Regions from separate parts of the Homo sapiens genome. Here region 2 is linked to region 1. The links are chromatin loops, found by intact Hi-C in ENCODE. Cell type or tissue: ovary. All regions are shown on one strand. Each heading gives the region's core, and the rest is flanking DNA. Links, peaks and the distances in the headings are about the cores only. Region 1 has its middle 7.8 kb from the start of THBS2-AS1. Region 2 has its middle 58 kb from the start of LINC02519.

Region 1 (15,256 bases), core at 4,253-12,252:
AATGACAGCTTCACTGCAGGGTAACCCGGAACCTTCAAAAGGCCGATTCTGCAAACAAAATGGTGTAGAAAGAGGAAGAAAGCATTAGTGCAACAAAACTCGATTGCGCTTCGTTTTATGTACGATTTATTTACTTTTAAAATATTTTTTCTGTTTTTAGATTTATTTTTCTACTGAAAAATTGTTTAGTTATCTTGAGGTGGGACAGAATTCTTCATACGACTTTTCCCATTTAAAAATGTAATTATTTTTAAATATGGCTTTAGGAATAAATTACAGTTGTTAAAATGGAGATACATATTATTTATATTTATGTATTGATTATTGAATGGTATATACGCAAGCAACATACACGTGACTATACATATGCATCATGAATACACAAACCTCCCTTGTCTCAGGCCATACTTATTCTGGATTTTAAAGAAGTGGAAAAGTTGGCAAAGTGTCAGAGAACAAGATCAACACATGGAAATCAGTTGTGCGTCTGTATACCAGACAGAAACAATTTAAAACGGAAGTTAAAAGTACAATACCATTTGCAATAACATACAAAACAATAAAATACCTCGTAATAAATGTAACTTGGGAGGCAGAAGACTTGTACTATGAAAACAGAAAAACAATGCCAAAATAAATTAAAACCTATATAAATGGAAAGACACCCTCGTGTATAGTTTGGAAGATTTAATTCTAATTCATTATAATATCTGTAGTATTCTTGGGTTATATGTGATATTTTGATATCTGTTTAAAATGTGTAATGATAAAGTTAGGGTAATTGGGATACCCATGACCTCATACATTTTTATTCTCTGTATTGAGAACATTACAATTCTTCTAGCTATTTTGATATGTACAATAAACTATTAAGCATAATTTTCCTACTATACTGCATGTGATAGCTCATTCCTTCTGACTGTATTTTTGTACTCCTTAACCAGCTCCCCTTCATCTTCCTCTCCACCATTCCACCCCAGCATCTGGCATCCGCCATCCTGCTCTCAACATCCACAAGACCCACTGTTTTAGCTCCCACATATGAATGAGAACATGCAATATTTGTCTTTCTGTGTCATGCTTATTTTACATAACAGAATGATCTTCAGATCTATCCATCCTGCTGCAAATGACAGGATTTAATTCCTTTTTATGGCTGACTAGTATTCCATTGTGTGCATATACAATATTTTCTTTGTCCTTTCGCCTATTGATGAACACTTAGGTTGATTCGATGTCTTGGCTATTGTGAGTAGTGTTGTAATAAACATGAGAGGGCCGATGTCTCTTTGATATACTGATTTCCTTTCTGTCAGATGCATACCCAGCAGTAAGATTGCTGGACTATACCAAACGTAGTTCTAGTTTAGTTTTTTGAGGAACCCCCATACTGTTTTCCCTAGTGGGTGTACTACTTTACATCCCTACCAACAGTGTATGAGTGTTCCTTTTTTTCCACCTTCTCATCAGCATTTGCTATTTTTTGTCTTTGTGATAATTCTAAATGGGGTCAGATAATATCTTCTTGTGGTTTTGAATTGCATTTCTATAATGACTAGTGATGTTGAGCCTTTTTTCATGTACGTGTTGGCCATTTCTTTTGAGAAATGTCTATTAGGTCTTTTGCCCAGTTTTTAATTGGGTTGTTTGAGTTTCTTATATATTCTGATTACTAATCCCTTGTTGGATGGGTAGTTTGCAAATATTTTCTCCCATTCTGTGGGTTGTCTCTTCACTTCGTTGATTTTTTCCTTTGCTGTGTAGAAGCTTTCTGGCTTGATATAATACTATTTTTCTATTTTTGTTATAGTTGTCTGTAATGTTGAGGTCTTACCAAAAAATCTTTACCCAGATCAATGTCCTGGAATGTTTCTCCGTATTATTTTTTAGTAGTAGTTCTATCGTTTTGGGTCTTGCATTGAAGTCTTTAATCCATTTTGATTTGATGTATGTATATGGTAAAAGAGGGGGGTCTCGATTCATTTTTTTCTGCATGTCTAACTTTCCTGGCAGTATTTATCAAAGAGACTGTCCATTCCCCAATGTATGTTCTTGATGTCTTTGCCAAAAATGAGTTGGCTGTAAGTACGTGGATTTATTTCTGAATTCATCGTTTTATTCCATTGGTCCACATGTCTGTTTTAGTGTTGGTACTGTGCTGTTCTGGTTACTATACATTTGTAGCAAAATTTGAAATCAGGCAGTGTGATGTCTTCAGCTTTGTTCTTTTTTCTCAGGATGGCTTTAGCTATTTGGAGTCTTTTGTGGTTTCCTACGCTTGTAGGAATGCTTTTTTCTGTTTCTGTGAATAACATCATTGGTATTTTGCTAGAGATTACATTGAATCTATTGATCACTTTGGGTGATTTACAGTATTCATTCTTCTAATCCATGAGCATGGGATATCTTTCCATTTGTGTCTGTGTACCCTCTTCTTCTCTTTCATCAGTGTTTTATAGTTTTCCTTGTAGAGATCTTTTACTTCCTTGGTTAAACATATTCCTAGGTATGTTTTTTGTACCTACTGTAAATGAGATTGCTTTCTTGATTTCCTTTTTAGATTGATCTCTGTTAATGTATATAAATGCTACTGATTTTTATATGATCATTTTTTATTCTGAAACTTTATTAATTTATTGGTTCTGATTTGTGTGTGTGTGTGTGTGTGTGTGTGTGTGTGTGTGTGTAGTCTTTAGGTTTTTCTAACTATAAGATTGTGTCATCTGCAAACAAGGATAATGTGATGTCTTCCTTTTCCAATGTGGATACCCTTACTTTCTTTCTCTTGTCTAATTGCTCTGGCCAGGACTTTGAGTATTATATTGAATACAAGTGGTGAAAACAGACATCCTTGCCTTGTTCCAATCTTAGTGAAAAGCCTTTCCATTTTTCCTTGTTTAGTATGATATTAAATGTGGGTGTATCATATATGGACTTCCTTGTGTTGAAGTACATTCCTTCTATACCTTATTTATTGAGAGTTTTTTAAAAATCAGAATGGATGTTGAATTTTATTAAATACCTTTCAACATCTATTGAAATGATCATATGGTTTTTATCCTTAATTCTGTTGATTGCTATGTCATGCATATTGATTTGCACATGTTGAACCATCCTTACATCCCTGGAATGAATCCCACTTTATTACAGTGAATGATCTTTTTAATGTGTTGTTAAATTCAGTTTGCTAGTATTTTGTTGAGAATTTTTGCATCCATGTGTATTAGGGTTATTGGCCTATAGTTTGTGTGTGTGTGTGTGTGTGTCCTTGTCTGATTCTGGCATCAGGGTAACGCTGGCCTTATAGAATGAGTTTGAAAGCATTTCCTCCTCTTCAGTTTTTTGAAATAGTTTCAGTAGAATTGGTATTACTTCCTACTTAAGTGTTTGATGAATTGAGCAGTGAATCCATCAAGTCTTGAGGTTTTTTTTTTTGATGGGAGATTTTTCATTAGTGCTTTAATGTTGTTACTTATTATTGGTGATTTCTTCATGGTTCAATATTTGTGGGTTGTGTGTGTGCAGAAATTTATTCACTTCTTATCATTGTTTTCCAATTTGTTGGCATGTAGTTGTTTAGTTTCTAATTAGCTTTAGAATTTCTGTGGAATAAATTGTGATGTTTCCTTTTTTATCTCTGCTTTTATTTATTTGGGTTTTCTCTCTTTTTCACTGGGTCTGGCTAAGGGTGTTGATTTTGTATATCTTTTCAAAAAACTAACATTTTGTTTTGTTGATATTTTGTATTTTTTAGTTTCAATTTTATTTATTTCTTTTCTGTACTTCATTATATCTTTCTTTCTATTAATTTTGCTTTTGGTTTATTCTTACTTCTCTAGTTCCTGCAGTGCATTGTTAAGTTGTTTATTTTAAGTCTTTCTACTTTTCTGATATAGATATTTATTGCTATGAAGTTCCCTCTTAAAAGTATCCCATAGCTTTTGATGTGGTGTATTTCCATTTTTGTTTGTTTTAATAAATTTTGTAATTTCTTTCTTAATTTCTTTATTGATCCATTAGTCATTCATGAGCATGTTGTTTAATTTCCACATATTTGTACAGTTTTGAAAGTTCCTCTTATTATTGATTTCTAGCTTTATTCCTTGTGGTCAGAAAAGATACTTGATATGATTTCAATTGTTTTAAATTTCCTGAGACTTGTTTTATTGCCTAACATGTGGTCTATCCTGAAGAATGTTCCATATGCTGAGGAGAAGAATATAAGTTCTGCAGCAGTTGGATAAGATATTCTGTAATAGTCTGTTAGGTCCATTTGATCTAGAGTGTAATTTAACTCCAATGTTTCTTCGCTGGTTTTCTGCCTGGATGATTTGTCCCCTGTTGAAAGTGGGTGTTGAACTATCCTACTATTATTGTATTGCAATCTATGTCTCCCTTTAGTTCTATTGGTATTTGCTTTATATATTTGCACGCTGTGGTGTTGAGTGCTTATTTATTTCCTCTTGCTGAATTGATAAATTTCCTTTATCATAATTTTCTTTGTCTCTTTCTACAGTTTTTGACTTAAGATCTATTTTATCTGATATGAGTACAGTTACTCCTGCCCTTTTTTTGGCTTGCATTTGCATGAAATATCTTTTTTATTCTTTCACTCTCAGTCTATGTGTGACTTTATAGACATAATGAGTTTCTTGAAGGCAGCACATAGCTGATTTTTCTTTTGAAGAAAAGTCATTCAGCCACTCTATGTCTTTGAATTGAATAATTATTCCATTTACATTCAATGTTATTATTCATAGGTAAGGACTTTCAACTACCATTTTCTTACTTGTTTTCTAGTTGTTTTGTAACTCTTCTTTTCCTTTCTTCTTTTTTTTTCTGCCTTCCTTTGTGGTTAAGTGGTTTCTTCTGGTTGTATGTTTTAACTCATTGAATTTTATTTTTAGTGTACCTATTATAGACTTTGGCTTTGTGGTTACCATGATTCTTACAAAAAGCATTCTATAATTATAAGTAGTTATTTAAAATTGATACCAACTTAACTTTGATGACAAATGAAAAGAAAGAAATAACCAGGAAAACCTGTATGCATTAACTCCCTTCTCCCACTACATTTTAAATCTTGATGTCACAATTCATATTTTTAATATTGTCAATTTCTCAAATATTGTTGTATTCATTTTTACTTCAATTGCTTTTCCTTTTAGTCTTCTTAGTAAATACACAAATAGTTTACACACCATGATTACCATATTAGTGTAGCAATCACATTAGCATTATTTTCTTTCAGTTTTAAAAACCCTTTCTAGCATTTCCTGTAGAACATGTTTGGTAGCAATAAATTTTCTCAGCTTTTGTTTTTCTGGTCAAGTTTTTTTATCTCCCCTTCATTTTTAAAGAGCATATTTGCTGGGTGTAGTATTCCTGGTTGACAGTATTTTTTCTTCAGCACTCTGAATATATTGTCCCATTCCCTTCCTACCTGTGAAGTTTCTGCTGAAAAGTTTGCTGCTAGGCATATTGGATCTTCCTTATATGCCATTTCCTACACTTCTCTCACACTTCTGTCACTTTCAAGAGCTTATCTTTGTTTTTGACCTTGGAGTGTACTTGTAGCATGTTTTGGAGTATTTTTAATTTGGTGGAACCTGACTGGTGACTTTGACCTTCCTATACCTGGATATTCATATCTTTCTCCAGATTTTGAAAGTTTTCTATTATTATTAATAATTAATAATGATAATTATTATTTTAAGACAGGATCTCACTGTTGCCTAGGCTGGAGTACAGTGGAGAGATCCTGGCTTACTGCAGCCTTACTCTCCCAGGTTCAAGGGATCTTTCTACCTCAGCTTCCCGAATAGCTGGAAGTACAGGCATAAACCGTGATGCCTGGCTAATTTTTAAAAAAATTACTGGAGACACAAGAACTCACTTGTGTTGTCTAAGGTGGCCTCAAACTCCTGGGCTTAAGTGATTTTCCTGCCTCGGCCTTGCAAACTCTTGGGATTATAGGCATGAGTGACTGCACCCAGCCTTATGTTTTTGCATAAGGTTTCTACCCTTTTTTATTTTTCAGTTTTCTCTTTATCTTCAATAACCTGAATATTTGATTTTTGCATGTCATTCCATAGAACCTATAAAGCTTTCTTCATTCCATTTCACCTTTTCCTTCTCTTTTCTTTCCTTTTTTTCCCTCAAACTGTTATTCTTCAAGCTCACTGATTCTTTCTTCTCTTTGGTCAATTTCTGTTATTGATACTGTTTATTTCATTTCTCATATTATTCATTGTTATTTTCTGCACAGGATTTCTGTTTGATTTTTCCCAAAATTTATTTCAATCTCTCTGTTAAATTTCTCTGATAAATTTCTGAATTGATACTTTGTATTTTCTTGAAGTTCATCAAACTTTCTTAAAACTACTATTTTGACTTAATTGTCTGAGAGATTACATATCTCCATCATTTTAGGGTTGATCTCTGGCACCTTAATCTGTCAGTTTGGTGAAGTCACATTTTTTTGAATGTCCTTGATGCTTATGGATATGTGGTAATGTCAGCACATTGAAAGATTACGTATTTATTTTAGTCTTCACAGTCTGGCTTTGTTTGTGCCTGTCCTTCTTCTAAATAGAAAAAGTATATTCTAAGTAGATTGACTGTTGAGTTCCCTGAGCCTGTGACCACTGCAGCCATATTTGCACTAGAAGACACTCTAAGTCTAGGCTTGCTACAAGTCTTGTAAAGACTCTGAGGTTGACATGACTTTCCCCATGTCTTCCTTGGGGAAGACCCAGGGAATGTACTTGGGCTGTGTGGGAATGCTGGCCAGGAAGCTGAGTCCAGAAGGCTGTGTCAATGGCCCAGATGGATGTGCCACCCAACAGGTCTCTGCACAGTTGGGCTGGGTTCCCAAGTGCAGCAAGAGTGGCTGAAATTGAGACTGGGTCCCCTAGAAATCTGCTGTTGGAAGAAGGCTTATGGGTCTTTCACATTGGCTCAGGTGGGTATGTATCTCCCAAGCAGTTCTTGCACAGATAAAATCATTCCATAACTGCAGCAGAAGGGGCTGGAGCTGGGAATGGGCCCCTTTGGAATCTGTTGTGGCACAGAGGTTGGAGAGCCTGATCTTGGTTTAGAGTGATGCATGTTGCCTAGCAAGTTCCCGCATCAATGAGATGGCTCACCAACTATAGCAGGAGGGGCCAGAGCTGAGCCTGGGCCCCCTGAGGATCTGCCGTGGAATGCAGGCTGGAGAGCCTGGTGTCAGTGGCTCAGAGGGGTGCACATTTCCCTGCAGGTCTCAGTATAGATGGGCTAGTTCTCTGATTGTATCAGAAGGGGCCAAGCTGAGACTGGGTCCCCTGAGGATCTGCTGTGGCATGCGGGCTGGAGAGTCTGGTCTCATTGCCTCAGAAGGGTGCAAATCTCCCTGCAGGTCTCAGTATAGATGGGATAGTTCTCTGATTGTAGCAGAAGGGGTCAGAGCTGAGGCCAGGTCACCTAAGGATCTGCTGTGGGAGAGAGGTTGGCAATCCTATCAGGCAGTCTCAGACACCCGGGCTGCCACAGATGGGTGAATCTCTCTCTGGGTCCTTGTGCAAGCAGCTCTGAGCTGGCACCTCAGCTTGGGCGCACTGGGACTGAACTATAGGGAAACTGTCAGGTTCACCACTGAGACTGATGTTAGCAGGCAGATGAGCCCTTCTGCCAAGACCCTAGTGTGTGTGATTCCTTCCAGATCCCTTGGCAGGTGGTTTGGATTACAGCCTCAAGGCCAAAATGGGGCTGTAGCCAAACCCCTTGGAAGACTGAGTCATTTCTGGGTTTGAGCCTGGGAGCAAGTTCAGCAGACCAGCCACCCGAGAGTGGGTCTGAACTCTTAAAATGACCCTCCACAGTGTTGGGCTCCAAACTCCTACCTGAATCTTGAGGCTCCAGCAGAGACTTGATTGTGGATGCATGCAGAATTCTTATTGTGGGAGGATATGAGCTAGTTACCTTCTATTTTGCTTTATTGCTGACATCACCTACTTAATATTGTAAAGATGGTAATACTGCCCCACAGTAATCCACAGATTCAGTACAATTGCTTTCAAAATTCTGATGGTTGGGTGGTTTTTGGCAGTATTAGAAAAAATTATACTCAGATTCATATGTAATTACAATGTCTTCTAAAAATTCAAAACAAGATTGAAAAAGAAGAACAAAGTTGGAGGATTTACACTTCTTGATTTCAAAACTTACTACAAAGCTACCATAATCAAATAGTGTAGCATGGACATACAGATAAACACATAGACCAATGAAGCATAACTGAGAGTCCAGAAAGAAACACATATATGTATAGTGAATTGATTTCAATGGAGTCTTAAGACCATTGAATGAGGAAGGAGCAGGCTCTTCCACAGGTGGCCCTGGGACAACTGGATCTCTACATACAAAAGAAAGAAATGGTTCCTACCTCACATTCTATACACAAATCAACTTAGAAATGTATTGGTGACCTACTGTAAGGGCTAATACTATGAAACTCTTCGATAAAACATAGGGGTAAATTTTCGAGGCCTTAGATTCAGCAATGGATTCTTAGATATGCCACTGAAAGCATGAGCAATGACAAACAAAACTAGATAAATTGGTCTCTATTAAAATAAAATTAAAACCTTTTGTGTAATCTCATAAGTAAACTATTTACTTATGAAAGTAAAAAGATGTATGACTCAATGGGATGAATATTTGCAAATTATATATTTTATAAGTGTCTAGTGTCTCAACAACTAAAAGACAAAGAACTCAACTCAAAAATAGTCAGTGGATTTGAATAGACATTTCCCCAAAGAAGTTATACAAATGGCCAAAGATAACATGAAAAAACCCTCGACCTCATCAGTCATTAGGGAAATGAAAATGGAAACCACATTGGGGTGCCACCTGCCACTCACTGGAATGGTGATAATAATAATTAAAAAGGGAAGTATTAGTGAGAAATTGGAACCCCCATATATCACTGTTGGTAGGAATGTAAAATGGTGCAGCTGCCCTGGAAAACAGCTTCACATTTCCTCAAAACGTTAAGTGTGGAATTACCACATGATCCCAAAGTTTCACTCTTAGGGATATATAACCAAAATAACTGAAAACAGATCTACAAACATAGTTTCATACCTGAATGTCCATAGCAGCATTATTCACAGTAGCCCAAACATGTAAACAACCCAAATGTTCATCCATGGATAAATGGCTAAGCACAATGTGGCATGTACATACAGCAACATTTTGCTCATCTGTAAAAAGTAATTTAATACTGATACAGCTACAACATGGATAATCCCCTAAAACATTGTGCAAAGTGAAAGAAGCCAGACACAAAGGTCACAATAGATATAATTCTGTTTATATGAAATGTACAGAAAAAGTATATCCATAGAGACAGAATGCTGATTGGCATTTGCTGGGGCTGGGGGCAGGGGAAAATGAGGGTGACTGCTAATTGGGTACAAGATTTTCTTCTGGGGTGATGAATATGCTTGGTGATAGTTTAACAACATTGTGAATGTACTGTGCCATTGAATTGCATACTTTAAAATTGTTAATTTAACATTATGTGAATTTCACTTTAATAAGAAAAAAAGAGGCTGGTGTGGTGGCTCACGCCTGTAATCCCAGCACTTTGTGGAGCCAAGTTGGGTGGATCACCTGAGGTCAGGAGTTTGAGACCAGCCTGTCCAACATGGTGAAACACCATGTCTACTAAAAATACAAAAAAAATTAGCCGGGTCTGGTGGCAGACACCTGTAATCCCAGCTACTCAGGAGGCTGAGGCAGGATAATTGCTTGAACCCAGGAGGTGGAGGTTGCAGTGAGCCGAGATCACACCACTGCACTCCAGACTGGGCGACGGAGTGAGACTCCATCTCAAAAAAAAAAAAAAGAAAGAAAAAAATGGGAAGCAATCATAACTATAGTAAACACTCAGTAAATGAAATTGTCAGACTAATAAACTCACCTTAAGACATTTCTTTTTCTTTGAGCAAAGGCCTAAGCCTTTAGGCCTAAACATATATCATCTTATACATATAAAATTAACAGTTTCTGAGAACCTAGTGTACAGAACAGTGACTACATCTCAAACTAATGTATAATGTATTGAATACTTAAAATTTGCGGAGAGTAGATCTTGTATTCTCACCACATGCATGCACACGCACCCAGTAACTATGTAAGGTGATAAACACGTTAAGCAGCTGTACTGGGGTCAACATCTCACAGTGTATACGTATAGAACCATCACATTGTACACCTTGAATGCAAACAATGTTCATTTACCAATGGATATGGTTTGGATCTGTGTCCCCGCCCAAATCTCACGTCGAATTGTAATCCTCAGTGTTGGAGGTGGGGCCTGGTGAGAGGTGAATGGGTCATGGGGGTGGAGCTCTCATGAATGGGTTAGTGCCATCCCCTGGGTGCTGTTTTTGTGATAGTGAGTTCTCGTGAGATCTGGTTGTTTAAAAGTGTGTGATACCTCCCTTTCCCTCCTTCCTCCTGCTCCAGCCATGTACGATGCGCTGGCTTCCCCTTCGCCTTCTGTCGTAATTGTAAGTTTCCTGAGGCCTCCCCAGAAGTTGAGCAGCATCATGCTTCCTGCATAGCCTGCAGAACCGTGAGCCAATGCAACCTCTTCTTTATAAGCTACCCAGTCTCAAGCATTTCTTTATAGCAGTGTGAGATCAGCCTCAAACACCAAGTATCCCTCAATACAGCTGAGAAACCAAGGTAAGCATGTGGACCACGGCAGACCAGGCCATGAGAAGTCCCGAGTCTCCCTGCTCCCCCAGGTCCACCTGTTCTCACGCCTGCTGCTCTCCGGTGGTGATGCAGACGTGGAGGGAAGACTACACTCTGGAGTGGGGCGGCCACATGTGATGTCAGCTTCACCACGCCACCCACACTGTAACTTATGTTCACTGAGCCTCACTGCTCCCGTCTCTAAGATGGGAACACACTGTCTGCCTCCCTGAGTTTCCACGAGGCCAAATGAGGCTGTGTATTTAATGCACGCGTGTGCACAGCACAGAGTTTCCCACACGTGTGTGTTCTTTTCCCTCCACTCTGCTTTTGTGCACAGACAAGTTTCAAGAGGCAGAGGAGAAGCAGCCGCGGGAGGCCTGCGCTGGAGGCAGAGCAGTGCAGGTGGCTGCCTGAGTCTGCTGCCTCTGTTTGCGAAGGAAGCGCTAGAAAAGTAGCTAAGGAGAAAATTGTAGGCTGAGGATCTTCATTCTGAGCGATGTTGGGCCTCCTGTGGCCTCCCCTAAATTTTCCCAGGGCCCCTCTGCTAGGCCCTCTGCAGTTCCCATCGGGGGTCTGCACCGTGCGACTAAAGGTATGGACTCGTCACATTCTCACGGAGATTCTCCACCCGCTGCCAGGCTCCCGGGATGCTCCATACTGGATTATTCTATATACAGTGCCTTTTGTTTTTCTGGCTGGTGATTCCATTGCTTTCATTGTTTCTTGAAGGGGTCATGATCTTAAAATTTCTAAAAACTGTTGTATTGGACAGAATGTTTCTTGACATACCATAGCGCTTCGTGTGTGTATGTGTGTGTACGTATATTCAGTGACTGAAGGCTGTGTCCAGCCCTGAGTAGATGCTACATGCCCATTACATTTTTTAAATCATTCCTGTGTTCACTACCTATTTCTGGGTCTCACATGAGGAAGCTGGGGCTCAGAATCGTGGAGGCCCTGTCTGAGGTCCCTCAGCCCGTGCCCAGCTGTGGCAGCACAGGGATTCTGGACCTCACAGCCCACAGGGATTCTGGACCTTGCCGTGGGTGCTGTGTTGTGTGTCTCATCCAACAGCGCAGACCAGATGTGCTGAGGACGTTCTGCCGGAGAGCAAGCTCAGGAGCATCTGGAGTTTTCTTATGAGGAATTCCACCATCTTGCCAGTTTGGATTTTGGGAAGCCGCTCTTTCCTGCCAGAGTAATCATGCTTTCTTTTGATGAGGAATGAGGGTGGGAACTACCAAGCTGGCTTTTGGGATGGATGGTGTTGTTGGCCAGGGCTCCCGGGCTGTGTCCAGAGGGCTGTTTGATGGCTTCACCATCTGCCCGTCTCTTTCTTGGCCTCTCAGGAGCAGAGTGGGGCTTCGTGGCTTCACTGGAGGAGAATGTGCTTGCCCCAGCTGGAATCCTGGCATGTCTAAATGTTAGTGCATCTTATACCACCCAAAGCTTAGCTCAGTTCAATTGTTGCCTGGGTAGGTAATGATTACACATCCTCTGTGTACCTGGGGAGGCTGATGGCATGAGGGTAGGACTCCTGCCCGAGGTAGGGATGAGTAAATTCCAGGGTGTCCACTGCCTGGCTTTTGGGTGCCTCCAGGTTCTCACGTGTGGAGTGAGGATGCCCATTTCAGCACCTGACTGAGTGTTTTGATGCCAGAATGACGGGACATGGGTGAAGCTGTTTGCAGATTCCCTCACACATAATATGCAGTCAGTGAAATTTAATTATTATTTTTTATTTGCAGAGAAGTATGTTATTGACCTCACCTTTGAGGAAATGTGAAGCTTTTTGGGAGCGTGTATCGTGTTGAGGCTGGTGAGCACAGGGGGCCATGTCCCTCAGTCTGGCCCAGCCACTGACTGCTTGTGTGTCCCTGGGAAAGTCACTAGCTTCCCCTGGGCTTCAATTTCCTCATCTGTGATATAGCAGAAATAATATATTCCTCATGGGGCTATTGTAAGAATTAAATTAATTCAATAGAAGAAACAAAATGGCTAATTTGAGGTGTTTTGGAGTAGCTATTAGATGAATAATAAAATGGCTAGCGGGAGCTAGAGGGTGGGCAGAGGGGTTTGGGGGAGGGAGCTGTGCATAGAACCCCCCTTGGAGAGGGCGATGGAGAGTGGGGGCAGGAAAGCGCCCACCCAGGGAGAGTTGCATTGAAGACGCAAGGCAGGGTCCAGCTATGGGGAGTTGGAAAAATGCTTCCCAGAGGAATGGGAACTGACACAGAGTCACATGTGCCTGGAGCTTGGGCCCTACTCACGCTTGCCCCTAACCCAGTCCATCAACTGTGTATAGAGCCTGGGATCTCAGCCTGCAGGTAATGAGCAGGTGAAGATGCTTCCCTCAAAAGATGTGATGGCGCAGGAGGAAGAGATGGCTGCACTGACCGGGCTGTCTATGGGGACTTCTACCCCTGGTGTCCCCTCTCCAGCACTGGGAGGCAGGTCTGGTGCAGCCTGCACCAGGGTGATTCTAAGGGTGGAGATGAGCAGTATTTACCAGACCCCCCAGATGGCCCCAAGGGGAGCAGAGGCCACAAGCTTGGCCTCGTGGCTTTGCAATTGCATAGGGTCAGCACACTCACAGGGAATGCAGAAAGGATCTGTGGGATCTTGAAGGGGTAAACTGTCTCCTTGAGACATGTCGCAGCCCAACATCTGCACCCCTGAGGCTGAGAGGAAAAGAGCAGAGGACACATGTTCCTGACGTGGCATGAAAGCAAAGGTCTTGGTTGTAATTCTGGAACACAAGCGTCTCCAAGGAATACTCAGGAATATTCACCTGCCCTAAAGCATTTCCCTCAAAGAGAGGGAGCAGACGTTCAAAGGTGATTGACCGTTCATCGACAGAACTTTCTGTCCTTACATGCTTTCAACATGTGATTTACCTCAGCATCAACAAAGCTACAAGCAGAGAAAAGGCACATTGATTCTGCCCCAAATCAAAAGATGTCAAAAGCAGAATACGTGGTCATTTTCATCTTGACCATCACATTTCGTGTTTCTGTGTGTGTGTACACAAGTACTTGTGAAGGTTAATGTAAACCTGCTTATGAGGAAAATTGTAGACTCAGATTACAAGCATCTTTGCACATCACATGTACTCCAGAAATACGTACAATCATTGATCACCAATAAAAAAAAATTTAAGCCAGGCATGGCGGTTCACATGGTGGCACTTTGGGAGGCCAAGGCAGGAGGACTGCTTGAGCCAGCAGTTATAGACAAGGCTGGGCAACATAGTGAGACCCTGTCTCTACACAAAATTTAAAAAATAATTAGCCAGGCATGGTGGTGAGCACCTGTAGTCCCAGCTACTTGAGAGGCTGAAGCAGGAGGATTGCTTGTGCCTGAGAGGTCAAAGCTTCAGCGAGCCATGATTGCACCAATGCTTTCCAGCCTGTGTGACAGAGAGAGACTCTATTTCATAAAAACAAAATTAAAAAAAAAATTTGTATAGAATTTCTAAAATAATTAAAAGTAAGCAAGAAGAGTCAGGAGCAAAGATCACCAGATGCTCAGTTTTCTTGTGAAACAACTTTGCATAGACGACGTATATCAGTTGTAGGCTGCTTATTCACAAGTGGAACTCACAAATAGCCTTTTATACTGTAGCCTCTTTATTGTTTGTTTTTTAACTTTTATTTTAGGTTCAGGGATTCAAGTGCAGATTCATATAGGTTAATTGTATGTCACATGGGTTTGATGTACTGATTACTTAGTCACCCAGGTAATGGGCACAGCACCTGATACGTAGTTTTTTGATTCTCACCCTCCTCTCACGCTCCCCTTCAAGTAGGCCTCAGTGTGTGTTGTTCACCTCTATGTGTCCATGTGTTCTCATTATTTAGCTCCCACTTATAAGTGAGAACCTGTGGTATTTGGTTTTCTGTTCCTGTGTTAGTTTGCTAAGGACAGTGGCCTCCAGCTCCATCACGCTGCTGCAGAAGAAATGCCCTTGTACTTCACTATGGCTGTGTAGTATTCCGTGGTGTGTGTTCACCACATTTTCTTTAGCGTCGTATTCCATGGTGTGTGTGCACCACATTTTCTTTAGTGTCGTATTCCATGGTGTGTGTGCACCACGTTTTCTTTAGTGTCATATTCCATGGTGTGTGTGCACATTTTCTTTAGCATCATATTCCATGGTGTGTGTGCACCACATTTTCTTTAGCGTCATATTCCATGGTGTGCACATTTTCTTTAGCGTCGTATTCCATGGTGTGTGTGCACATTTTCTTTAGCGTCGTATTCCATGGTGTGTGTGTGCACATTTTCTTTAGCGTCGTATTCCATGGTGTGTGTGCACATTTTCTTTAGCGTCGTATTCCATGGTGTGTGTGCACATTTTCTTTAGCATCGTATACCATGGTGTGTGTGCACCACATTTTCTTTAGCGTCGTATTCCATGGTGTGTGTGCACCACATTTTCTTTAGCGTCGTATTCCATGGTGTGTGTGCACATTTTCTTTAGCATCATATTCCATGGTGT
Region 2 (15,256 bases), core at 4,697-12,696, 240 kb before region 1:
AGAAAACTGTGTGTATTTCAGACTTATTGAAGGAGGACGCCTGGGTGTTTTCAGAGTAAAGGTGCTGTTATCACTGTTTGGCAAATGATTGGCTACTTAATGGAGAAAAAGATAACCTGTGTGAGTCATGTACCCACATGCAGGTCAAGCAGCCTGGAGGAACCAGGTGGCAGCACCAACTCACCGTTTGACAGGACCACCAAGAAATCTTTCTCAGATACCTAGCAGATATCTCCGTGGTGATAAGACTAGACTGAGCCATACCCAATGACCAACATGCAAATGGTTTTGAATAGCAATTTCATATAGCTCACACAAATATGTTTTTCCAAAAAGGGAGCAGAATATAAAATCCTGCCTCCTCTCTTTTATTTCTCTCATTTCTTTTCTCCTTTCTGACAAAAATTTATTTAGTGCCAACTTTGATTCAGGTCGTCATTAGGAATAATGTAATCAATTTCTTTTTTTCTGTATGTTCCCAACTTAATTTTATTTTTACTGTTATTGTAGCATTAACATACTCTCAGAACACACTGCAGCTGCCAACCCAAAAGAGATGGTTCATGAAAGTATTGTGCACCATGGAGAGCTAATCCAAATTTTATTTTTTTGTCTGAGATAGTTCTCCAGTGGACAGCTGACAGTTAATGTTGGTGATCTGCTTTGTGTTTAGGTTATAAGTCCCTTGGGGTGTGAAATTACCTTAAGCTATGAAATTATCTTACATTTAATGAGCCCAAATTCTTACTAATCTGTATCATATTCAGTAACGTATTTGGACTTTTCAACAGAGAATTTAAGAAATGATACAATTTAATGCCTATTTTTGTCACATAAGAGGCCAAAGATTCCAGATGGTTAACATTTTAATTGAAGTTAACATGGAAGATAAATGAAACAAGCTTGACTGGTCAGTAGAAATTAGGTTCTCTGCAATTTTGAAGGTGAAGAGAAAATTGAACTGTCACTAACATGAGGACTTCAAAAGGAATAGTGGGACAACCCAGGAGAGAAAGCGTGGGACTCCCAGAGATGGAGGCTGAGGCAATGTGTCCCAGCATGTGAGCGGCAGGCTTGGATGTGGATTCCCTCCATGTAGCAACAGCACGAACCAGCCCTAGACTTACTCTTTTTTTTTTCCCAACGGATGACCTGGACATTCTGAAGTTGCATTAATAGCAAGTTTATATTCCTAATATAAATACATCTCCTCTGAGTCTTGGAAAATGGGATCAACTTAATTGTCTCCACATGTATGCTCTGGGGAGCCTGGTCCTCACTGAACCCCAGTTACAAAACCTACAGCAAATTTTTGTCCAGATCACTGTCCATCCAGCTTGCCGTGTTCTGGAGGAAGATGTTTTGTTTTATAGTTTGTGCTATAGTCATGAGAACAAGCAGCTTGTGTTCTATATCTTCTTACTTTTTGAAGCAAGTGTGCTGGGTACTGTTCACGCTGATCAGCCCTAGGCCTGGGGGCCGTGCCCTTGCAGCCACTCTGAAGCCAGTGCCCAGCCTTGTGCCTGGGAGACCAGGGAGGCTGGGGAGGGAGGCCGGGGAAGCTGACTGCACGGCAGCTGAGGTCACAGCTGCTTGTGGAGAGAAGCTTCAAGTTGACATCACTGTGAGCTAAAACCGTGGCTACCCTCCGGATAACAAAGCAAGCTATTGGCAGGAAGAAAGGGAAAATTACGAAAATTAAACAAGGCAAGCATTAATGCCATATTGCCTTTTCTCTCTGAAATGCAAGATTTGGCAAAGCCAATTTCCACATTTGGCCGTGGCCTCTCAGGCTTCTGTGCCATCCCCGTGGAACGTGGTGCTGATCCTGGGTCTCCCCTCTCCAGCCCTGGCTTTGTCCACTTTGCCCCTCCTGGGCTCCGCCTTGCCCTCCTCCTGCGGCTGCCATGCCCGTCCTGAACTCAGCTCCTCTCTGACCCCACGCACGGCTCCTCTCTGACCCCACGCACGGCTCCTCTCTGACCCCACGCACGGCTCCTCTCTGACCCCACGCACGGCTCCTCTCTGACCCCACGTCCGGGGCTGCGTCCCGCCTCGGCTGCTCTCACTGCAGCCGTTTCTTCACAGGGTGATCCTCACAGAAACACTCAAAGCCTTCTGTTACGTACAAAGGACCGCGTGTCAGTAATCTACAGCCATTTACCAGTTACCAAGAAAACACGGACGTTTCCACTAAAAATCGCAAACGTTTCTTTCAAGCAAGGAGCGCCCTGCGCCAGAGGCTGTGGGAGGAGTGAGGAGTCTGGGTTCGTTCCAGCCGCAGTGAGTAAGGCGTGGGTGACTCCGAGCATTGCAGAGGCATGAGGAAACGAAAACAAAACCTGCCGAAGTGGGGCCTTACTGACTTATCTTCCACTGTGAAATAAATAAAATAATGTTTTTCTTTCAAAGATGTGGAACAAATCCATGCAGTTTGCTGTGGTTGTTTTAAAACAAACTAGAATTTTAAAAACATTTTGGAATAGCTAAGTTGACCATCTTGTCTCCATAAATGGAGAAAAATATTTTGCTCTTCAAAAGACAGCATTAGGAAACAATAAGTAGACCACAGAATGGGAGAAAATATTTACAATATTATATCAGCCAAAAGACGTGTGTTAAGATAATATTTAAAAAAACACAGTTTATAATAAAAAGCAATAAAAAATGAGCAAAATATTTGACTAGGCACTTTAAGAAAGAAGACACATATATGACAATATGAAAGAAAAAATTTCTCAGTATTATTCCTCATTAGGAAAATGCAAATTAAAACCAAAACGAGATGTCTCTACACATTCACTAGAACAATATCAATAACTTAAACATATTGACAATACCAAACGTTGACAAGGATGTGGTTCAGTGGAAACTTTTAAATTCTGCTGACAGAGTGTAAAACGGTATAGTTTGGAAATATGTTCGGGAGTTTCTGAAAAAGTTAAACATACATTTACTCATGTCTAAGCAATTCAACTTCTAGGTACTTATCTATGAGAAATGAATATACATGTCCACAAACACCTTTGTAAACCAAAAAGTATCTGAGACAAGTCTCAATAAATTTAGAAAGTTATTTTGCCAAGGTTGAGGACGTGCCGTGACACAGCCTCAGGAGGTCCTGGTGATGGTGGTCGGGGAACAGCTTGGTTTTATACATTTTAGGGAGACATGAGACATCAATCATTATATGTATGATGTACATTGGTTCTATCTGGAAAGACAGGACAAGTCAAAGCGCGCAGGGGGCTTCCAGGTTGTAGGTAGATAAGAGACAAATGGCTGCATTCTTTTAAGTTTCTGATTAGCCTTTCACCGAATGCACAATTTACTGGAATAGTTACGTATGCCTTAGTCTGGCTGGGTGAAACAACAGGGCGGAGGAAGCATTCCGATCTGTGTTTGTCTCATGTGAGCGGAGGGATGATTGAGTTCTGTCTGTCCTTGTTCCACAAGGAAGTTCCTTGTGAGCAAATTGTGAGGGAGGAACAGCGTTTTTATCTTTGTAGCTATCTTATTTAGGAATAGGATGGGAGGCAGCTCCCAGCTTGACTTTCCCCTTTGTTTAGTGATTGATTTATTTTCCTTTCATACCTAATATGAGACTGTTCATAGGAGCTTCATTCACAGCAGGCGGAAGCACTCATCTGGTGTCTATCCAGTGTGGATAGATGGTGGTGTTCCATGCAGTAGAATTTTCCTCAGCAACACCAAGGAGCAAACCGCTGATCCTAGCAGAGACACGCTGGATCTCGGGACCGCTACGCTGAGTGGAAGACACCAGATGGAAAAGGGTGCCTGCTCTGTGACCCAGATTCTATGAAGTCTCTAGACTCACTCAAACCACCTCTGACTAAAGAAGCCAGACCCAGTGTACTCTGGGGCCTGCCTGGATGGGGCAGAGACGTTCTGTGGGGTGATGGGTGAGCTCTGTCATCCTGGGGGGCTCCCTGAGCACGTGCCATGTATGTGAATGATATCTCAATACATTTCCCTTAAACGGGAGAGGCACACCCTGTCTGCACATTTCCAGCAGTGGTGGTTGGGTGAGGGCCGTGACAGGCAGCTCAGCTGTAGAACTGTGGCCTCGCTCCTGTGCAATTCCGTTCATTTACTCATTCAACAGTATCTTTAGAGCAGCCACTGAGTTCCAGGCTCCGTCTGGCACTTGGGAAGCAGCAGTGAACAAAGGAATGAAACCCGGAGCTGGCATTCCCGCGAGTCTGCAGAGGCAGCTTCCTCCAGGGCTCCCTGCTGCCTGGGGCTGCAGCCTCCTCTCTCCAGGGGATTTGGCACCACCAAAGCTCCCCGCTGGCAGCTGTCGGACTCCTTCATGCAGAGCAGAGCGGTGCCCATGACGCTGTTGCTCCCCAGTCTTCGTAATGATGATGTAGTTTCCTTAAAGTCCTAGACTCAAAAGTGGGAAAGGGTCAGAGGCCATATCTCTAATTTCATTGGTATAATTGCAAAAGAATAGATTTTGGTGAGTGTGACTTCTGGAAGAAAGGTAATAAATTAAAATATACAAAGAAAATTTTAAAATATTGAGTAATTATTCACCCCAAATAGTCAAGCACCATATTAAGCTTCTTAAATTATGGTGCTGGCTTCTTTCTCGCTCTGTTGCTCAAATATTGTGGTAGTTTAGTGTGCATGGGCTCTCCCTTCTGTATTTCTCGTCAGAAGGCCTAGTTAGTTTCCACGATGGTTATGGACATACGCTTTGGTGTGACTGTGTTCCCTGCATTCGGAAATGCCTTCCTAGGTCGGGATGCTCACCTTCCACCACATGCTCCCCAGGACCTTGCTCCTCCTGCCGGATTTGAAAACTGGTCCGCATCCCTCTCCTATCCTTCTTTCTCATAGCTTCTGCCTTTGACACTAAGAGGGTGGCCAAATGACCTCCAGGCAAGAGATGGTGGGGCTGGGGCAGGCAGGGGAAAGGACTGCAGTCCCGGTGCCCACACGGCTGCTCAGGCAGGCCCCAGGATGAGCCTGCAGAGTCAGCATGCTAAGGCCCTCTGCTTGCCTAGGGTCGACGTGTTCCCCTTCCCACGTTGGAGGCATGTGATCCTGTCTGCTGCACTATGTGAAAGAAAACACCACTCGTTGCACAATTTTCCTTTGTCTCCATAGATTCAAACTTTGTGAGATATCTCAGGAATTCCCCTGGAGTTTGTACAAAATCTTTGCATATATTATCATTTACCTTAGGTGAAAACATTTGAAATCAACTATTTCAAGGACTGGGAATAGAGGAGAGAGGTGAATGAGTGGCTCTTACTCATTGGAAAGTTAATGCCATTCAGAATGTAGTAATCCATTTAGAGGGCATAAATCTGAATACGTGCTCTGTAGGCTACATTCTATATGGCAGAGTTTTCATCCCAGACATCCATTGCTCATATTGCCAAAAAACCATGACTGGAGAGAAACTGTCAGCCTTTGAAACAATACACGTCGTAGGCAAGTTTTTTGACTAAACGTAGAAAATATGACCTATGTTTTAGTTCTTATATGCCAGCTAGTGATAATTTTTGGTGTGGGCTGTGATATGATAAGGAAACAGAAAGGGTGGAAGAGATTTTGGAGGGGGAGTTAGAGGCTGCATGCACTCTTGCCGTGATAATGTTGGTGGCTTTGCACAAGGGTGGGCCGGGCTCTGCTCTGGACATGGGTTAGAGCCCTGCAGGTGTCTCCTCACTGTGGGACAAGTGCCCACCTGGATCGGTTCTGCTTATGGCAGAGGACAAAAGTGCAGGATGCCAGCAAACTGCAAGCCCATCTGTAGGCTCTCCCAGTGTCTGCTGTAGTCCAGAGTAGGCCACACGGCCACGTGCAGGTCGGTGAATGGGATGAAGGGGAATGTTCACCTCTTCTCACCAGGGGCACAGCCAAGTCACTCGGCAAAGGGCTCAGGACACAGGTGCAAGGAAGTGTATATTAGGAGCAGCAGTGCAGCCGCCACCGGCTTCCGACAGCTATTTCGGGCTTCTGTGTATTGTGGCACTCAGCTGAGTACAGGTGTGTGCCTTGCACATCATACTCCTTCTCTTTATGCACCTCAACTGTATCTGCACAATAGTAAAAAAATATATATATATACATACACACACACACACACACACACACACATAGAGACAGAGACAGAGGGAGAGAGAGAGAGAGAGAGAAAATCAACAACAGCAAAAACAGCACAGCAACCATACTCCCTGTCCCAAATGGTGGTGATAAGAAAAAAGGAAAAAAATGGCCTAAACGCTACTATGAATGATAAAAGAAATGATCCCACCAATTGCCCGATAGAAAACACATGTAAAATATGGCCAGGCACGGTGGCTCACGCCTGTAATCTCAGCACTTCGGGAGGCTGAGGCAGGCAGATCACCTGAGGTCAGGAGTTTGAAAACATACATGTAAAATATTAGTATATTATAAAATCTTATGCACTTCAACATTATTAATAGTATAACAAAATAGCATTCTTGTATTGAGAGATGTTTGACCTAGGGAAATATTCAAGAGTAGATTTAGTATAAATTCTAAAGTACTAATAGAGTTTTAGTTAGGAACCCCTTACTGTTGTATCATTTTTGGTGAGGGAAGTAAGTATAAAATCCAACTCATTGACTTCCCAACTCTGACCCAGAAATTGATTTAAAAAGTTTTTATTGCAGATGAATTATTCTGTATATAGACATTAGTGATTGTTAATAGCCCCAGTTAGAATCCCTGAAGAGACATTCTTGGAAGAAAATAATTTGTCCTGAAGGAAGTACCAAAACAAACAAGTAAATATCCAAAGTAGTACTTGAATACTTGAGACAAATGAGATTGATGGAAACCCCACCTGTGTCGGTCCACCCACCCTGTGGATGAAGTCAGAGGAGGTGTGATGGCCTCCACTTGAGAGTTTGTTCTGAAAATCCCTAGACTCCAATATTGCACAGTAGTAATCACAGAGTCTCCTTATGTAAAAACAAAACAACACAGAATTACTTGTAAATTGGACTTCCATGCTCAATGATGGGTTGTTGAAATCCAAGTCGTTATTGCTTTGTCCAGTTTTAGCTTCAAGAGAAGAAATGGAATCTGAAGACCACCCAGAGATTTCCCACTAAAATGCCTGATGACCCCAGGAAGTTTTATCAAACATTTAAAAAAATTGAAGAAAAACTTTTTATAAAAGATTTGTTGAGGATAGTATTTTCTTCAAAAACTGGCTTTCTTCCCTGACATATTTAAATTGCGTATAATTGAAATATACTAACATAAAAACACAGCTCATAAGTGTGAAGCAAAAATTCAACTTTGGAAAAATGTTGTTAAATTTGGTTTTCCAGTCATGTGTAGTTAGTGCTATAATATGAATCCTAAAGAAAAAAATTAGTACAGAAATACCTGCATCTTCTTATGGAAAAATTTTATTGTGACTTTGAAATACTTGATTTTTAAAAGTGCCATTAGATTGGAAATCTTTTTGCATTATCATAAGAAATTTCAACTACGTTTTTCAATGAGAGAAAATAAAAAAAGATGTATAGAATGATCACATGCTTCTCAGCCCATTTTAGAAAGACCAACTTTTCCAATTTTTGTGTAATGGCCAGACAGGACATTCAGTCAACCAGGAGAAGTGGCCGCTTTTAATCACTTAAGCGTGAGAGCAGGACTGTTGTCTCTCAATACAAGAATGCTATTTTGTTGTACTATTAATAATGTTAATAACCAAGTGGTTATCACAGTGACTCCTTAAATTCTGAGTCAGGAAATTCTTGTAGCCAATTTACTCATAAAGCTTGGTGTAAAAGAGTTATGTTTGTAAGAACAAGCTAAAATTTTCATTTAAAGTTTGAGTAGACCTTTGCTGGAAGTATTGTTCAAACTCAACCTTTTAAGATCTTTCCTCCTGCTTTGTGTTTTACTTTTCTTTCACGATTACATAACATAAAAAAGGCATTTTCTCCCTCCTGCCCCCTGCAGATGCTCCCAAATCCTGTGGTTTGCCCCGGTGTGCCACAGACTTTTCTGTTTCTGTGTGTGCCATGGTAAGGAAATGTTAAGAAGTCCTGGACCACACCACAGAAGCCAGACCTCGCCTTGTGCCCGGCCCCTGCCCACCTTCCCTGCACCCTGGTCCCGCCTTGTGCCCGGCCCCTGCCCACCTTCCCTGCACCCTGGTCCTGCCGTGGGCTTCCAGAGTCCTTTAACTCAGGACTGGCTTCCCAGAAGTCCCCCCACCCTGCCTCTGACCTGGGTGCTCAGGTGCCCATCACATGCCACCCTCAACAGGCTCTCTGAAGACAAGCCTGTGGGTCATGATTTCCCGCTCCCCCAGCTCGTGCTGCACGGCAGCTCAGCAGCAGGTCTGCTCCTCTGTGCTGAACTGAAGGGAGCCGAGTGCTCGCCCTCCGTCCGGGCCGGAGCTCAGATCGTCCTGCCTCACGTACAAGAAGTAACCAGTTCTTTGGCCTTCAGACTCCCTGTTTCACTGGGTAAGTGACAGAGCCCTTTCATTAAGTGCCACACCTCATTGTGGAGCCTGTGTAAACACAAATCACAGGCTGGGGCAGCCAGCTCTGTTGCAGAGGGAGGGGGGCCTGCAGGGGCCTGCCTCCCCCCACCCCACCCAGCCCAGCCTGCAAAGACTCAGTCAGGGCTCGGGGGTCCAGGCGTCACCGGCTATTGCCGGATTCCTTGAGAAGCTTCGAGAGCTGGGAGCACCGCCTCGGTCTGCAGCTGCAGGCAGGGATGTGCTGCCAGACCTCCGCTGTGATGGGAGGGACTGCAGAGCGCAGGTGCAGTGCTGGCGGCTGAAGCAGGGCGGGCCCAGAGGAGCTCTCAGGTGCATTTCATAGTTCCTTTCATCCCTGGACTTTCAGAAGGGACTGACAGGAAAGCTCCATGGCAATAACTAATCTTGTTTTTAGATTTTCGTTTGTAATAATAGCTAATGTTCACAGAATGCTTGCTGGGTGACGGCCACTATCTACACATTAACTCATTCAGTTCTCCCAACACCACCATAATGTAGGACCTACAATTAATTCTGTTTTACAGCTGGGGAAACAGGGGCAGAGGGTGGCATTTACAGCCTGGTTGCTAGTGGTGGAAGTGGGAATTACACCGGAGACCCTACACCTTCGCGGTCCAGGCTCATGATCATGACCTGCGGTGGAGACCCCAGGAAGTCTCCTCTGTGTATTTATTAGGGATTTTCCAGCAGCACAGAGGACTCCCCGTAGTCTCAGTGAAAGTAGGCAGGGCTCTAAATTTATTCAGGATCAACACAAAACCAGCAAATTAGAAGACTTAAGAACTAGAACCCAAGCCATCATCTGCACGTGTGACAATTCTTATGATAGCATCACGCTTTTGCTTTTCCTACAGTGAGTTTGGTATTTTTACTTAGCTCAGTGGGCTGGGACCACGGCAAGCCAGCCATCGTTATTGTTTGTATTTGAAGTTGATAAGGACTGGACACACGAATCCCATCCTGTGTGCCAGACACTCTTCTAAGCTCTTTACCTGTTTGAACACACTTGATCCTCACCCTGAGCTTACAGGTAAGGGATAGTATTGTCCTCATTCTGCAGAGGAGGACACAAGAGAACATGCTTGATTCCTGCATGCACAGAGGGCTGTGCAGCCTCTGGCAAAAGGGCAGCCCAGGATTGGGCTACTTGACATAAGAACAGTGACACTGTTTGCCTCAGACCCTGGGAATGACAGAGGCCCCTGTATATACACTTTCTTCACTTGGATTTACTTGGATTTTGCCTCTAGCAGGATCTGGTTGTTTCTGAAGCTGCAAAATCTAAACCGTTGCAAAACAACAAAAGACGAAAAAAAAAAAAACAAAAAAACAGTCCACCATCTCTTGAGGACTGGCTCATAAGTCAACCTCTAAAGTGAAGGCACCAATCACTGGCTTGGGTCTCTGGAGATGTTGCTTGTAAAGGAGGCAGCGGTGGTTGGCCTCAGACGTGTGGCCCCTGCCGGCTCTGGCCAGCCCTGGTGGAGCTGGGACAGCAGGGACTCTCAGAAATGCTTCTTGAGTTGCATCAAAGGATCCCAAAGAGACCCATCTCACAGTTGAGTGCTGCTGAAATCATCCGACACGGGGCTGTATGATGAATGCCCTTGGCAGCAGACACAGGCTAATGAGGGACAAACACACTGCACAGTCTAGAGCCAAACACATTCTTTTTAGAGGAGACCATCATTTGATGATGCATATATAGGGCAGTTATTTGGCTCCTGGGAAGTAGAGGGTGGGCAGGTGATGGAGTGGGTAGCAGACTCACTACCAGGCCAGGAGCGCGTAAGTTTTTGCGGGAGTTAGATAAAGGATATGGGCAAATAGGGATCTGGCAGAGCACCTGTGCTTGTGGGGATGGAATCATGGCCATTTGCAAAGCCATCTGGACACGTGACTGGGAGTCTCATGCACTTCAGCCCCAGACCCTGGGAATAGAGCCAGCGTTGGCATCCAGCATCTGAGCACGTTGACTGCAACCTGCTCAGCTGAAGGAGGGGCTATGGCAAGGAGCTCATGTCTATGCCGCCATCTTCCTTTTATAAATAATGAAATCGACATCCCTACGTGCCTTGCTGGAGGTGGCAATGCCAGGTTGGAAACCCAGGCCTGAATGACTCTGTTTTGGACCTCTTGGGAGGCTTTGTGGACTCAAAGAAGGACAAGGTTCTTAGTATACATGAAGTCTTCTATTGGAGGCAGCTGCCCCTGCTATGAGGACCCAAGAGCTGCTAGGAACCACCTTCATGTGCATGTCCTTGGTGGCTGAGCGATGACATCAGGCCTGAGCTCCCTGCCTCTGAAGGGTCTGTCCTGAGTTCTGTGGCTCCTCCTCAGCCTATGTGTGTCATCCAGGTCCCTTGCAGGATTGCTGGCTTAGCTCTAGTATTTCCATTCTTACTGCTATGGACACGACCTCTGGCATGGACTTCCTGTTGGTCAGCAGGGCCAGAGCACCCAGCCTTCCAGACATCTCTAAATCTTTCCATCTTACAGTTATCCAAAAATAAAATGTACACACAGCACCACTAATGTGTACCCCAGGTGCAAATTTCCATATGTTACTGTAAAGTAGTATTTTAAAATAGATTAGAAAACATGCCTATCAAAGCGAATGGAACCATTCTCTTAAATATTAAGATGAATCATGGCTATCAAAGTTTGTGTTTCAAATGAATAACAGGAGAGTTAAACAATCTCTTAGTTCCAAGTACCCAGCCTGGGAGGCGAGGGTCCTGCTGAGCTTGGGTGACGGCACGTGTTGCTGTCCACGCATCCATTCTGTGGCTGACGTGGCAGGGGAGACCAGAGGACATGGAGGCCAGATCTGGCTTCAATCTGCATGAACCATTTAAACCTCATGAAAATATGTCCTGTGTTCCCAACCTCAGCCCACTTTCCTTGCATGTTTTGTGTCATAGGTCTTCACTCAGACATAGGTAATTCTTTCTTTAAATGCTCATCACATTGTCTTTTGGAATGTGGTCTCCTCTCATTGCCATTGGTAGTCTGTGACTGTTGGCTTTGCAGAATTGTATCAGTTATTAGAGTTTTTTGGTTGCAAGCCACAGAAAATAACTGTGGCATGCTTAATAGCATTGGGAATGTGTGGGGGTGGTGGTGGCCTGCAGAATCCCCAGGCAGCAGGAGGAGGTGTGGGCTCAGGTACAGGCTCAGTCGTCCTGCATCCGTCAGGACAGGACAACTCCAAGGCCAGGTGGCCAGATATGCTCTCCACTGAGCTTCCCACCTATTCTCACTCCAGACTCCAAGCTGTGGTCCCACTCGGTTATGTGCCCACTCCTGGGCCAGGGAAAGGCAGGAGACCACAGGGGACACAGCCAGAGCCACCACTACTACCTCATGAGAAGACAAATTCTTGAAGGGGAGTCAAGATATTTCTGGAAAAAAGAATGATTGTTTGTGGAGGGTGAAAACATGATACAATATTTTCCTAAAATTAGAAGATCTTAAGGAAATAAGGAGATAAAAATATAAAGTTTTACCTTTTACCTTTCACCTGTAAAAGAAAATACAAAACAAACATGAAAAGGGAGGTTCCATATCTCTCCTGATTCTAGATGCTGGGTGTCTATTTTATAAGAATTCTTTCAGACATAAAACATTAACAGGCATGTGTAAATATGGTTTATTGTTTCCAGTAATCTTGGCAGTTACTTGAGTCTAAATTATTTGCCTCAGGAGAGCATATTGTGAGGGCAATAAAGGGAGCCTTTTGAATTCTATTGATAAAGATGTGATTAACACCATTAAGAAGGGAGGAAAAGACTTTCAGTTCCAAACACAACACTGAGAAAACAGAGATGAGGATCCATTTAATTCTTGCTGTCTGAGTGTTTATAGCAGACGAACCTGGCCCATGGGGCAGGGCATGGCTGAACTTTTCAATTCTGGGATGACTTTTCTTATAATTGCCAATGGCCATCACAAGTCAGGGGAAATATTTTATTTTTTTGGCTGAATATCCCAGTTATGTATATAGATAAACATAAAAATAGAACCTATGTGATGGTTTTCCCAAAGCCGTCCTCTTTTTTAAAAACATTTTGCTTCTGAGGTGGCATATGAGTATTGTCAAAGTCAAATAAAAATATATACATGAATCTCTAAATAAAGTGTTTTATTTTAGAGAACAGACTTCAGCTTGAAGCATACACACAGACTAGGTGGTCTTCAGTATGTCCAAAGAAGAAAGAAGATTAAGGGTCTTCTTAGAAAGAAAAATGTTATGCATTGTTGTGAAAGAAAATTCATTGGCACTAGCAAGGTTTTAGGGAGCTGGCAAGCTCGGATTGGTGAGTGACAAGAGTGGGTAACACTAGTCTTGGAGTCACAGGAGTTTGTTTCAGCATCTCCTGCGTAAAAATGGCCTTAAGGTTGCAGCAAGTGACCTGGCAGCTGGCTGGTGAGATTGTCGCTGGGTAACTGACATGGCAGCTGGTTGATAGTGTCCCTGGGCAAGTGACTTGGCAGCTGGCTGGTGAGATTGTCCCTGGGCAAGTGACCTGTGCCTCGGTGCTTCCCACCTGCCGCTGGTCTGACTCTAATCTACTTAGGTGGACAAGTTAACTTCAGTTCACATCATTAATTCTCACATTTCCCCCTTTTGATCAAGATCTTTTTCTGAAAATGTTACTGATCAACTGTCTTGAAATTAGGTTTAATTGTCTTTTGGTGCTTAGTGGACCTGTCTTGGTGGTCTCTGGTCCCCCATCGGGGGAAGTAAGGTAGTCAACATCAGGGACCCAGACCGCATTTGAGTAACAAAGGTGCCAGAAAGAAAAACAGAATGAAACAACCAAAACCTTTCTTAGGGCAGGTTTGCCTGGAGTTTAGCATCAAGTTCTACCTTATTAGTCTCTTAGGCATTGTCAATAATCTCAAAGTATTTGGCTAACATCATCCTGTTGAGATAACTGATTTTTACAAAGATTAGACAAAACACAAGAACAGAGCTTAAATATCAAGAGCAAAATACAAGAAAAAAAAACCCAGCAACAATATAATAAATTTAATTTGTACAAAGGTTTTTAACCAAGAGCTCATGCCTAAGGGCAACCAACTCAGCAGATGAAAAAGCCATAGAGGAAGTGGGAAGACTTGTTGTAGCCATGGACTAGCATTTCATGATTAAGATGAATTAAAGCAGAGTGCCAGCTCTGTAGAAAGGACCATTAGTACAATTAGAACAAAAAGTTGTCTTGGGGGTATTGCCAAAATTACCCAACAGGTGGACTTAAGAATTGCTTAAGTCAGGTTTTGTTATGTTATTCATATCGGGTATGATTCTAAACTTTTAATTATGAGCTCATTGTAATTATTATTACAATAATAAATAGATTTTCACTTAAGTAATCTATTATTTAAGTGAAAAAGATAGGCATTAAGAGGGGCAACGGTCTTATTAGAACATGGAGTCTTGGTTTAGTGCTCTTGGGAAAAGTTGCCTACAGCATGAAGTTGGCAGTTTCACAGTTTGAATGTCTCCCATTATGTCACTGGGTGGTTTGGTGAACTCTGTGTAGCCCACACACTAGGCGTGAGGCTTGTCCCCTGAAATTTATTTAAACTAAAACTAAAAACTAAATTTAAACTGTAATTTGTTTATAGGGCGTTAGGAAATAACTATTTCTCTTCTTAGTAATTCTGTGAGAGAAAAATTGAATTACAGGAACTTAGGAGAGTTTAGTATCCTGTCCAGCCTACAGGTAGATAATAAAAACTCAAAAACAATGCATAGGGTTACAGTCTAAAAACAATATACTATAGACAGCCCAATTTTTACAAAAGATCATTAGAGTAACACTAATTTGTTTGTAACATAAATTCAGATTTATTAGATTTGGCCTGATTGTTTATATTAGTATAGCAAGCATAATGATTGAATCTCAGATTGGACCTTTGTTAAAAATATTTTGAAGCTAGGAAGCCAAATCAAGGCAGGCTTCAGATTTTATCTTCAGTATGTATGAGTATAAACAATGTAAAATATGATATATTAATTTTAAATGTGATATATTAAATAATTATATTACCAATATAATAATATTGGTAATATAACTACCAATATAATAATATTGGTAATATAACTACCAATATAATATTGGTAATATAATTAACGATTATAATTGCATCCTATTAAAAACCATACTGTCATAACATAAAAAACTCATGAATAGTTTTCAAGTTTTGAAGGGATCAAGTAGAAAAGTAAATGTTTTCACCTTTGTTTATTAAAGTGCACTTTACCAAATTGCTGTAAGCTATAGGCAGCTCAAGAAAGAAAGTTTTCTTAAATATGGAAAACAAAATATTTAAATGAATAACCAATAATGTTTCAAATAAAAGTCATAAAAATCATAATTTTTATCAGTTATTCAATCTCAGGCAATTAAATTTTGTTCTTCATTATCTTGGTTAGCAGTTTTATGAACCTGTTAGCATTTTAGAAATTTTTATTTAGTCCATTGATCTTAAAGTTACTAGACATCTGTACTGAGGAGTACTTGCTAGAATCTTTTTTATGAATCTTGTTGCAGATGCCACTAGATAAGAATCAGCACTGTAGATGACCAAAAAATTAGAACAGTCACAGTTATAATGTGATAAAAGTTCAGCAATTGATTAAGAAATTTAGTTATTTCTATTGTGTATGGCATTTTAAGATAACAACCAAAATCATTACTGATAGCATCA

What was found. Peaks named below come from ENCODE experiments on the same cell type or tissue, not always from the same donor. Only the 100,000 strongest peaks of a DNase experiment are listed, where the experiment ranks them.
Region 2: it touches region 1 in a loop (2.5-fold over the local background); 2 of 110 quality-filtered maps call a loop at or near these places.

Annotation. Positions count from the first base shown.
Region 1 is chr6:169,197,815-169,213,070 of GRCh38, reverse strand. No RefSeq gene overlaps it. Among named protein-coding and RNA genes, the nearest start is that of THBS2-AS1, 7.8 kb to the left of the region's middle. RefSeq lists a silencer at 1-120. In ovary, for the core only: no CTCF peak of the experiment used is centred there; a DNase peak (open chromatin) is centred at 7,670.
Region 2 is chr6:169,439,272-169,454,527 of GRCh38, reverse strand. It overlaps a transcript of WDR27 not described here. Among named protein-coding and RNA genes, the nearest start is that of LINC02519, 58 kb to the right of the region's middle. RefSeq lists enhancers at 3,734-4,607, 4,608-5,482. In ovary, for the core only: no CTCF peak of the experiment used is centred there; no DNase peak of the experiment used is centred there; H3K27ac peaks cover 310 bases.